Linked DNA regions of Homo sapiens: region 1 is linked to region 2. A link is a contact called in ENCODE Hi-C or POLR2A ChIA-PET data. All regions are on one chromosome and are shown on one strand. The core of a region is the stretch at or near the end of the contact, and the rest is flanking DNA. Distances in the headings are between cores, read along the strand shown. Region 1 has its middle 11 kb from the start of ITGB6. Region 2 holds the start of RBMS1 (RNA binding motif single stranded interacting protein 1).

Region 1 (5,962 bases), core at 2,698-5,197, 280 kb after region 2:
TGCCAGGCGTGACTGCAGAACACAGCCCAGGCAAGGGATGGAGCAGTAATGCACCGTGGGGTGGGTGGGGGTCCATGCTCAGCCCCAAGATGGAATTCTGTCCCTTCAATAAAGATCTGGAGCAGAAAAGGAGCATGCAGCACCCAGCAACCACAGAGGGTGACCACAGAGCTGAGCAACAGCTGAAGCTGTCCAGCTGCTTTTCTGTGGCAAGTCTACCCACATCCGCAACAGACAAGGGATTCATTCATCAAGACCCTGGCTTCATGAGAAGATCATATGTCAGTGTGTGTTTCTGACAAGTGTTGTTAGCTGAAAGTGTGGACCGAAGGTGCCCCCCAGCTCACCACTACCTAGGCCACCAAGAAAAGGGAAAAAAGAGGCTGAATTCACACAGCCTTGTGAAGTTCCTGGCAGGACCAAGTGTTAGAAACTTAGAAACTACAAACTGTAATATAAAGCAATTATTAAAATGAATAATAGTCGTATAAACTGGGCATGGATGAACGAATTTATTGCATTTTGGAAACTTTTGCATCAGGAGGACTCATATTGTAGAAAAGAGTAATCATAAAAATGGCTGTCATTTTAAAAAACATGCCTACTGTTGCAAGTACCACATGTAATTCTATTTAATTTTATCCTCACAACAACCCTTTGAGCACTTCTAGCCCCTGTAGTGGATTGAATGACGACTGCATCCAAAATATAGGTTCACCTTCCCAGAACCTGTGGATGGAATCTTATTTGAAGAAGCGTCTTTGTAGATGTAATTAAGTAAAGGATCTTGAGATGAGATAATCCCAGATTTTTTGGGTAGGTCCTAAATCCGAAGACAAGTGTCCTTATAAGAAGAGGAAAAGACACAGAGAAGGAGAACGCCAGAGGAGAAGATGTGAAGACGAGGCATCGAAATGATGCATCTACGAGTCTAGGGATGCCAATAAGTGCCGGCAGCCCCCGGAAGCTAGGGAGGGGGAGGGAACCCCTTCTCCCTCAGAGCCTCCAGACAGCTTGCTTTCAGGCTTCTGGTTCCCTGAACCGTGTGTCAGAAAATTGATTTATGTTGTTTTAGGCCACCCAACGCTCTGAGAATCGGAGCTGTTGTTCTAGTTCTAGTACTGAAAACTGCCCATGTGACTCTGGCCAGTCCCTGACTACCAGCGGAGCCCCCTGGGTAAGGTGTGCACACTACCCTGCTGCTCTGCTGCCTGGACAAATCAGTCATTCAAGTTGAATAACACTATTAAGGTAACGATAGTTTAGTATTAAGGTTAACCACCTGCCTACCATCAGACTGCCTGGATTTGAGGCCAACTTTTCCGCTTAGTGCCTATGAGACTGCGACCAAGTTATTTAACCTGAGTCATTTTCTTTTTCTTCTGTAAAATGGGGAGAATTCAAGAGGAGCCTTGAGCAGAAAAAAAGACATTTGGTAAAAACTAAGGAAGTCTGAAAAAAAGTATGGACTTTAGATAATAATAATGTATTAATATTTGTTTATTAATTGTAACAAATGGGCTAGGTGCGGTGACTCTCACCTGTAATCCCAGCACTCTGGGAGGCCAAGGCAGGCAGATCACCTGAGGTCAGAAGTTCGAGACCAGCCTTGCCAATATGGTGAAACCCCGCCCCTACTAAAAATACAAAAATTAGCCAGGTGTGGTGGCACATGCCTGTAATCCCAGCTACTCGGGAGGCTGAGGCAGGAGAATCACTTGAATCCAGGAGGCAGAGGTTGCAGTGAGCCAAGACGGCACTCCAGCCTGGGCGACAGAGTGAGACTCTGTCTCAAAAAAAAATTGTAACAAATGTACCATACTCACATAAGATATTAATAATAGGGACGGCTGGCTATGGGATATATAGAAATTGTACTAATCTAAAACTCTTCTAAAATATTAAATTACATATTATTATTTAAATGGGGAAAATATCAGTACCTCACCTCACATTGTGATAAAGATTTATAACAGTGTTTGGCATATTATAAGAGACATTGTTCGCTATTATTGTTTTAGGGCTGTTATCAGGAACAAGGAATTCGTACTTGCAATGTTCCATGAAACAGGCTAAATCATTTTTTTAAGTGAGATGATGTGACATATTTAGAGTAAGGTTGTCTGAAAATGTTATTATAACTGTAATTTTGACTCATTCCAAAGCTAAGTAAAGCCAATGTAGTAACTAAACTTTGTTTCATGCCTCAGTGTTTCTTGGTTTTTAGATCTTTTCAAACTGTGACTCTGACTACTACTGTAATTGCATGTAGCTCATGCAAACAAGATCTACCTTGTTTATCTGAGAAAAATGGAAAAAAAGAGAAAGACTCACAAATTGCAAATATATCTCCTTTTTGTTTCCTATCTGCTACTGGATTCCATTTTTAAAACACCTACATCATATTTTACTTTTTCCTTAGAAAACCAAGCAGAATGAATTGCAGTGACTCTTATATACTATTTTGACCCCAGGAGGTGGACAAATGACCATATATATACATATACATTCATTCAGATTACTGCAACAATGAAAGAAGCACACTCTTGATAAAACTGGTCATTTTAAGAATGACGGTGTCAACAGAAGAGAGCCAAACTCATTCAGATTGCTCCCACCTTGCCTGATGCCTGCATCATAAGAAAGCAGCAGAAAATCCAAGTTTGGAAAAAATGCTGCACACTTTCTCACCTGAAGAGATGCTTCCTACCTTAGGAAGAGAATGCTGTTTCCTTAACGGAGCTACTCTTCTGGACCTTCTGCAAGTAAGATGGGTAGATGGACAGACAGGCAGATGACAGCTTGAGGACAGGCTATTGTACCAAAAAGAAAGAGACCAAGGGCAGATGCAAGCAGCAACTGGGATCCTCTGCCCAGAAGATACAGGAAAACAATAGATAGCCGTATTCGAAATTCATTTCGCAAAGAAAACCAGTCTACGTCATTCAGTAATAAAACTGTAGTATCTGGGCTATAGTCACTAGGTTAACTATACTAGGTTATAAGGCTGGGTCTGAGTCCAGAAATTTATAATGAGCCATCACTATTGCAAGTGTTTTATCTGAACTATTATCAAAATGGACCTCCTCTCTGGGCTTTCCTGGGAAAATGAATCGTCTCCTGGAAAACCCATCTTGAAAGATCTTTGAATTGCAGAATGCACAAAAAAGGCAGCAGTAAACACATGAATTCACACCCGCCTTTTCCTAAGAAATCTGACTACAATATTATCATAGGATAATGAAAATAGTTTTTTGTTTAATTGTTAAACAAAAGTAAACAATTTTCTTCCCTGTGGGGCTTCTTGAAGTGTTTAATAGGTTATAATGCACATTGTGAGTTTCTGATGGAAGATTTAATAGTCTATATTAAATAAACTGCAGGAGCATTTCATTATCAGGGCAAGGATTAACAGCTCACTTCAGATCACATTTTAGGAAGCTGTGCTCCTCCTCCAGCAACATTCATAAAAATAAATCCTTCTGTTGGTTAACGTTTAAATCCTGTCTTCCTAATCTTTGGTTGCCTAATAGGGCCTAAACAATTTCAAGACCAATCTATACCATGCCACAAATGTCCAATAATCAATCCACCAAGGTCTGGACTGAGACCAGGGCTGACAACTGCCTTTTCCATGCTGCTGAGCCTTACTCTATTGGTGTCCAAGATAACTTAATTTCATCAACGCATAGGGAATGTTTGCCCCTCCCCCAATATTTGCAACTAACAGCAATTGTCTTTTATCAAAAAACTTTCCTATTTGTGTTTTGATTGAAACTTTAAAACATCGAACTCCTTGATATAAAGAAAATGATTCATTTCCTTCCTTTAATAAATGTTGAAACTACTGTGAGCCTCTCGCTTCATCATGCCTCGGTTGTTACACCCTCAACCGCTAGGGGGTGCCAGGAAAGGGCCCTGGGCTCAGGAGCAGCAAAGTTCCAGCCAGAGTAGTCAGGACGCAACAGAGATTGCAGCCCAGGCAGGTGGTTTTCATACTTCCCCAAACAAGCCTCACACCTGACTGCTCACCGGAGCCGCTTTTTGTCTGGAAGTAATTATGCCCAACAATATATAGATTCGTTACGTCTGTTGTGGTGTAAAAATCTGACACACCGTCTTTAATTAGAGGCCAGCTGAATTTGCTTTAAAGGCTTTTCTTCTTTCTCCACTTCCAAGTCTTGAGACATCACCAGGTTAATGCCATTTTGATTAGCTTGTTAGAATAATTTATTGTTTAGCCTTTTTAACGATTAGGGTGTTCACCTCATACCCAATCCTTTACTCTATTTGATTCCCTGAAAACTTACTGACAGGATTCACTGAGTATGCATCTGAAACAATCAGAAAATTCCATAAAATGGCAGTTAAAAGTAATAAATCCTCCACGGACCCACCCAAGGATGTGCCTCAAACATGATCACTGGCTGAGGCAAGAGGATCACTTGAGATCTAGAGTTTTAGGCCAGCCTGGGCAACAAAGTAAGACCTCCATCTTTATAAAAAATTTTTTTAATTAGTTTGGCATGGTGGCATGTGCCCAGCTACTTAGGAGACTGAGGTGGGAGGATCGCTTGAGCCCCAAAGTTTAAGGCTGTAGTGAGGCTAGGATTATGCCACTGCACTCTAGCCCAGTGATAGAGTGAGGCCTTGTCTAAAAAAACAACAATAAAAAGATAATAATTACTGGCCACCATTTCTCCCAGCTTTTTAAAGGATTAGAACTTTCCCTATTGTTGCAGCTGAATAAATTGCATCTTTAAGGTCAAAAGAAGTTTGAAGTCCTTCCACTTTCCAAGGAGTTTTTAAAAGAAAATATACCCATCTCTTCTGCCTTCTTAAGAGGAGTATTTTTTTATTCTGTTAGGGGAGACTTTTGTTACTGAAACTAACCCCAATTAGTCTATCAGCACAGCTAGAGAGAACTAGAGGACCACAGGGATTTTCCAGGTTTTCTTTTGCAACCAAAAAGTCATGGGGAATTCCAGAACAGAAGATGCTGGCTAATCAGACCTCCACTGGACTGAAGGAATGTTAACACAGCATACAAACAGTCTCCATACAGCACTGGCCTGCATAGTTCAGACCTTTCTGGTTCTACCATGGAATGCTTTTTGCAGAGTTATGACTCCTCATGACCCTCCAAGTTGTTAGAGCAGATTAGAGCTCCCGATGACTCTGCTGATGAGCAGATGGTATTCTCTCTCTGAAACAGCTGGAGAACCCTGGTGGTGATGGTGGGGTTATTGATTCAGGGCCTCAATAACTGCTAGAGTCATCGTTGATCCCTTGATTTCTCTCCCTCCCTATGAGGAATCTGTTTGTAAATCATGTCTATCTTGGAAATATATCCAGAATCCAAACACTTCTCACTTCCTCCTTTACTCCCACCATAGACCAAGCTGTCATAATCTCTGCTGAAACAGCCTGCAATAAGGCCCCCCAGCTTCCATCCTTATCGTCTTATAGTCTGTGCATACTTGCCACCTTATAAGCTACATCATGTCCAACCAAAACTCCATAAAAGCTTCCCTTCTCACTCAGAATACAAATCTGGAGCCCTGACCATCGCCCCCCCGAACCCACCCCTCCTTCATGAGCTGCCCTCTTCCCTTTGCCTGTCTGGCTCATCTCCTCTGGACTCCTTGAGTTCACCTACTCACTCTGCTTCAGCCTCGCTCGCCACCTTGCTTGTCCACAAACCATCCCGTACCAGGACCTTGCACTTGCTCTTCCCACAGGCAGGACTGCTTGTCCTCCAGAGAGCCCTGCGATGCCCTCCCTCCTTTCCCCAAGGCTATGCCTAAACACCACCTGAGCAGAGAGGCTTTGCTGGCCACCCCACCTTGGCCACTCTCTGACCCCTTGCCATCCTTTATTTTTCTCAGCATTTGTTACCATCTGACATCTTTATTTGTTCGTGTGTTTCTTGTCTGTCTCTCCCACTGGAATGTAAGCTCCA
Region 2 (6,050 bases), core at 1,049-3,548:
TATGTTTTCTGAATATTTGTGCTTCTGTGAAATACACATTCATTCTTTTGTTCATATTCTAACAAGTTCTCTTTTTTTATTGATTATTTATACATTCTGTATACTAACCTTTTGTGTTATATGTATTACAGGTATTTAGTGGCTTTTATCGCTTTTTATAAAATCCTTCAATGAACCAGTGTTCTTAATGTTAACAGTCAAATCTGTCAATCTTACACTGTTGTTCCCCTTATTTAACCAATCTTTCCTATTTCAGGGTCAAAAAGGTATTCTTCTATATTGTCTTCTAACAGCTTTATACTTTTGTTTTTCACATCCAGGTCATGATTCACCTCAATTTTCCACCCTCCTCCCTTGGTATGTGTGAGGCAGGGCTCCCATTTCATTTTTTCCATATGATTGCCAGTTGACCCAGAATCATTTATTGAAAAGTTCATTCTTTCTCCACTGCGCTATAATACCAACTCAGTCATAAATCAAGTGTCTATACAAGTGTAGGTCTGCTTTTGGGCTCTCTAAAACAGGCTGAATTTCCATCATCCAGAAAAAACAGTAAGTAGAACAGTCTAAGTTTGGTAGTTTCCCTTATTACCTCAAACCTAGAACTTCTGCGATTGTTCTCGATTTACTTCTCTTCCTTCTGTCACTCTTCCAAACCATCATTCCTAGTCTTCCTAAAGCACAATTTAGTTCATGTCAGTTCCCTGTTTAAAAACATTAAAAGGCCCCACATTGAAACAATATGGGAAATATTTTAGGCTCCCCTAGTCTGACAGTGACCCATTCCACTTTTCAGGTCTGCATGCACCTCAACAGTGCCTACAATATAGCAGACATAGTAAATATTAGCTTCCTTATAGGCTTTTACATAGGTAAATGAGAGGGACATGATTTGCCTCCTGGCAGAGCCAAAATGTTCTCACCTATACTTATATTTATTTTGTTTTTGTCAAACATGTAAGATCTAGAAATTTGTCTAAACCATAGAACGATTATAAGGGTTTCAGGTCCTTATTTTGTCATTGTTTTAAAGTATCTTACTAAACCTATTTTAAAATGTTATCATATAAAAATAATAACTGTTTAACAAAATAATGCATTCCAGTTGAGTTTAATTTACCTTGTGCTATTAACAAAAGACTCTTCAAAAACCAAAATGACAAAGTAAACAAGGTCTATTTAATAACAAACACAGTTTTTTATTACATTTTATTAGATGTGCCGGAACCCTAATTTGAGGATGCTTGCTTACCTATGCTATCCGTATGTACATTTTGGTATTAGCTCTCTTTTTGAGCTGGAATATAAAAGTCTTCTGCAGGCAGCTTCGGGGACCAATTAATTCCATTAAATTATATCTAGTTATGTAGTGAACTGAACCACTGCTGGTCTGAGGCTGTCTAGAGCTGTGACAATTAGGAGATGGAGAGAGGCAGAAAGAGAGATTGATTTTATATGTCACTGAAGCACACTGCAACAATATGCCAGCGTGACTTTCAAAATGGCCTTAAAATATTCCAAACTCAGGGAGTTTCCTTGCTCCTGAGTGGGAGTTGACAGACTGTCTGGCAGCATTAGAAAGAGGCAGAGAAAAGCTGATGTCTATATTGTGTCCTCTAATAACATTCTGCCTCTTTGCGGCATCCCCCTCTTAGAAGGATCCGTCTATATGTTGTGAGGGGTGTGTGTGTGTGTGTGTGTGTGTGTGTATGTATGTATGTGCTTTGCCTCCCCTTGTGCAAGGGGCATGATTTCACGTCTCACATCTGGGAAAACCAAACCGAAGGACGCTAACCCTCCCAAGGTCACCTAGATTAGTCTTGTGGCCCCGGGTCGGGGGTGGGTGGGAGGAACAGAACCCAGGTGTCCAGACTCCAGCTTTGTTGGGCATTAAATCATTTTCCTTCCCTTGTGAAAAAAAATTACTGGGCGGTGGGAAGTGAACGATTAATCAGATTTCCTCTTTTCCCTTATTTCCCCTCCCCCTTACGAAGATAAAAACTCGGGAAAGCAAAAGAGGTGCCCGCCCTGCAGTTCTTAAGCTGGGTCCCCCCGCATTCCCCCTCCACCCCCACTCCCACTCCCATTTCCCCACCCCCGACACAAAGCGATCTGGACTCACAGGGCTTCCGCCCGTCCAACCGCGAGCCTGGGAGGTGAGGAGTGGTTAAAACTCAGCCCTCACCTCCAGCGGGTCCCGGGCTCGGCGGCGCCCAGGCCCCGCCCCCGCCCGCCCTTCCCCCACGGCCTCGGAACGCCAGCCCCTCTCCTCTCTCCACATCGGGCGCACCCACCCCAGATGCCGCCTGGCACCAAGCGCAGCCGCCGCTGCCGCACTTTCCACTTGTATTGATCACCTCTCAGCCCCGCGCAGCCGGCTCGCCCGAGCGGACCGCGGCCAGCGCGCCAGCCCTTGGCAGCCCCGGAGCAGTCGGGCTCCGGGAGGAAACTCCTTGGGAGCGCCCTGTCCGGGGTGCCCTCTGCGCTCTGCAGTGTCTTTCTTTCTGCCTGGGAGGAGGAGGAGGAGGAGGAAGAGGAGGAGGAGGAGGAGGAGGAGGAGGAAGAGGAGGAGGAGGAGGAGGACGTCTGGTCCCGGCTGGGAGGTGGAGCAGCGGCAGCAGCAGCAGCCGCCGCCGCCGCCGCCGCTGCCGCCGCCGCCGGAAAGGGAGAGGCAGGAGAGCCCGAGACTTGGAAACCCCAAAGTGTCCGCGACCCTGCACGGCAGGCTCCCTTCCAGCTTCATGGGCAAAGTGTGGAAACAGCAGATGTACCCTCAGTACGCCACCTACTATTACCCCCAGTATCTGCAAGCCAAGGTAAAGGGGCGCCGGGGAGAGGTGACGGCCGGAGGAGGGGGCCCGGGGACGCGCGCAGGGTCAGGCCTGGGGAGGGGGGCGCGCGGCGAACCCCCGCCACCGCCGGGCGGAGTTGCTGGAAGGTTGCTAACTATAGCGCTGGCCTGGGCAGAGCCGGGCGGCGCGCGGGGCGGCGGCTTCCCTGGGAGCGGAGTGCGGGGATCGGGTTACAGAAAGCCGCGGGGGGAGAGACTAGACAGGAAAGAGCCACCAGCCCCTTCCTGGCCCGGCCAGCGGGGAGGGTCGTGGGGTCGAGCGGCGCCCCTCGCCGAGCCCTGGCTGGCCGGCGGCCGTCGCCTGGTGTGCGCGTCTGGATCCGCTGGTGGCCCGGCTTTTCGACCCCTTCTCCAAGGGCCTCGCCCTGTAAGCTGTAACTCTTCGCTCCCCTCGCCGTGGCGCGGAGCCTCCCGCCCCCCAGGGACGCCCCTCCACCTCCCGCGCACGCGATGACTGGGGCTGGAGGGGCGGCGGGGCCGGGATATTTTCCTCCCCGCCTCCGGCCCTGAGCGCCCGCCCCTCGCCTCTGATCTTTGTGCGGTGTGGCACTTCACCTGGTTACTGATTTCTACTTTTACGCTGGTGTTTTGGGTAGAAAAGTGGCCAAAGTTCACTCGCGTTCATTGATGTCCCTTCTAATCTCTAGAGGTTTTGCAAAGGAGGGACAATGGGCAGATTTCAGTGCAGAGAAAGAAGTGACTTCGTATTTGGTTAAAAAAGAAACAAAAACAAAACTAGCTTATATGTTTGCCACAGATCGATTTCCAATGTTGCTTTTTAAAAAGTGACCTCGGCACACTCTTGGGTAACAACAGTTGATGACATGTAGCCATACAAATTGCGCCTGGCTTTCTAGGGACCCTGGGTACTTTGTTAGTGGGCCTATCTTATTTTTACAATAAGAATTTGATGCCTCCCGAACTCATTTAAAAAAATTATTTGGGCCATGAAGACTGGAAATTTCACTGCTTTGGAAGCAGCCGCCAGAATTTGGGAGGGTGGAAGTTGGACGCAGCAGCCTTCTTCAGCCATTAACATCTATCACAACTCTGGGTGCCCTTCTAGATCACAAAAGAATCAGGTATGGATGCAGTGTCCGAACTTTCTTTGGGAGGTTGTAATCATGCTCTGCTTGCTGGTAGTTGGGCATTTCCGGCCTGGTACAAAGAATCTCTGATTCAGCCTTTTCTTTCTTAGAATGTGTGTGGTCCACGTTTTCATGTACTTACGACATAGCCCTGTATTTGTCTACGTAAAAAGGACACTTGTCAGTTTCGAGACCAGAAATGTCCTAGCAATCCCGGGCCTCATTTTCACTTCCCCCAATTCCCACTTTACTTTGGGTCACCAGAAAGCAGCAAGATGGTAGCAGCAAGGATACCCCTTATTCATCTCTGTGTAGTTCTCACAGTATTTGTTTTAGGAACTTGCAGGAGATGCTAGTTTTCTGTGAGCTACATGGTAGCTGTTCAAAGAAATTTTGTGGCATAATCAATGCACTACCTTTTAGATATCTTATATATTTAATGCACTTGTTTAAATTATGCAGCATTGGGTGCCTAAAGGACAGCTTATTCAACACTTAACAATATGAATAATAAATACACCCACTCAGGTGAGGAAGAAAAAAAGCCATGTTTCTACAGGCACATTTACCTTAGTAATTTTTATATACCATTAGTAAGTTAGAAACCAAGTCCATACCATTTAATGTAGCTAATGCAATGCCATTTGGCTTTTTTGCCCTGTAAATAATTGAAGAGAGAGACAAACGGCAAGAGCCTGCTCTAGTAATTAGGGTCGGATCCCAGAAAGCTTTACGGCCCATTTTCTGAAAGTGTGCTTCCTGCATAAAGCATTTAATATTGATTTGTGTTGCGGTAAATGACATTCTCAAAACATTTTGCTAATTCTACAATTAAATCTGAAATCCTATTATTCGGAATTCCTTTGTTTCTGGAGAAAGGTATACATACTCACTTGACCTATATAACATGGTATTAAAGTTTGGTAATTAAGTCTAAATTCCCTGTTGTACAAGTATCTTGATTATCTCAGAAGGGGACATCTTCTAAAAATGGCACGTGACTAGATGCAAATTTTAGGTAAGCAGAGTTCGGAACAGGCAGCCCTTTTTTTTTTCTCTCCCTTATGTATCTGTTGGTAGCATGGTAGTAATGTTGAATCATTTAAAAAAAAAAAGACTTTGATTTGTAGTTAGTTTAAAAACAAGTGTTGCCTAATCTACCTAAAGAGTTAATAAACTCTCTTAGGATCTGCTGTCTGTCATGATTCTTGCCTCTGTGTGTGCTTTAACCTTCCGAAAATATGGGATAGAAAACATCACTCTGTTTAAAGTACAGTGATGTGTTTGCTAGGCAGAGTCATTTTGAAACTTCTGTTTGGAAGCTATATCAAAAACTGAAGAATGGCATGGTCATCTAAAAAGTGATAGCTAATTTGTACTCAAGAGATAGATGTGATTTTCTCAAATCTAATTCTTTTAATCAGAAGGAACAGATAATACCAGGTAAAATGGAACTTAACAGTTTGTTTTGTTACCATACTTTTAAAAGTTATATATGCCAAACCATTCTTCTTGTTTTAGTGATCCAGTCTATTTTGGTAAACTTATTTTGTAATTTTCCCCATAAAAACATACTAGTTACTTCCACATTTTATTAATAAAAAAATACCATCCGTTGGGCTATATTGGAGCAAATGACCATATTGGTATGCTTTGTACTTTGACAGAAAGAAAAAAAATCATTAGAAAAAGTAATATGTCTCCATGAAATGTAAAATAAACTTGAGTGTACTATGGAAGAGCAGGACATGAGTGGAAATGAATGAGATTGTATAATATTCATAATACCTTGGTGTAGAGTTACATAAATTTCAAGTAACCTGATTTCACATGCTGTTGGTTTTTTGTTTTTTTTTTTTATTTCTCAGTGAGGATGGTCTTATCACAGCAGGTTCTTTTTATCAGCTGACACATTCATTCTGAAATGTAGCTTGATGTAGCTTTATAAACATAACCACATATTGTCCTAAATAATTTTCTCAATTTTAAAATGACCTATGCTGTATTATATTAAATTTAATATCCATCTTTTAGCTACACAGAAAAAAGATGTTGATAATCTAACATATTTTAACTTAAAGATTTGTATGTACACATTTTCAACCAGTGGC

The links. A loop is a pair of places that touch in the nucleus more often than their neighbours do. ChIA-PET counts read pairs that join two places held with the same protein, here RNA polymerase II (POLR2A). Pooled maps may share reads with other maps.
Region 1: a loop to region 2 is called in a pooled map, with 2.7 times the contacts of the local background. The contact joins the enhancer-like site here to the promoter of RBMS1 in region 2. A Hi-C loop is called at or near these places in 1 of 168 maps with a recorded cell type or tissue (posterior vena cava) and 14 of 50 pooled maps. POLR2A ChIA-PET finds 5 or more read pairs at or near these places in 1 of 52 experiments (PC-9).

Annotation. Positions count from the first base shown.
Region 1 is chr2:160,208,785-160,214,746 of GRCh38, reverse strand. No RefSeq gene overlaps it. Among named protein-coding and RNA genes, the nearest start is that of ITGB6, 11 kb to the right of the region's middle. RefSeq lists enhancers at 4,179-4,228, 4,879-4,948, 5,089-5,178. Within about 2 kb of position 3,947, at least 7 of the 41 ENCODE cell types and tissues checked have a DNase peak (open chromatin) inside an H3K27ac peak, as active enhancers do; they include PC-9, where a contact is called at or near this core.
Region 2 is chr2:160,490,055-160,496,104 of GRCh38, reverse strand. It overlaps RBMS1 (RNA binding motif single stranded interacting protein 1), which reads left to right and starts at 2,298. Exons shown (of 14, transcript NM_016836.4): 1 at 2,298-2,816. The coding sequence starts at 2,742. RefSeq lists a silencer at 1,871-2,050 and an enhancer at 2,237-2,757.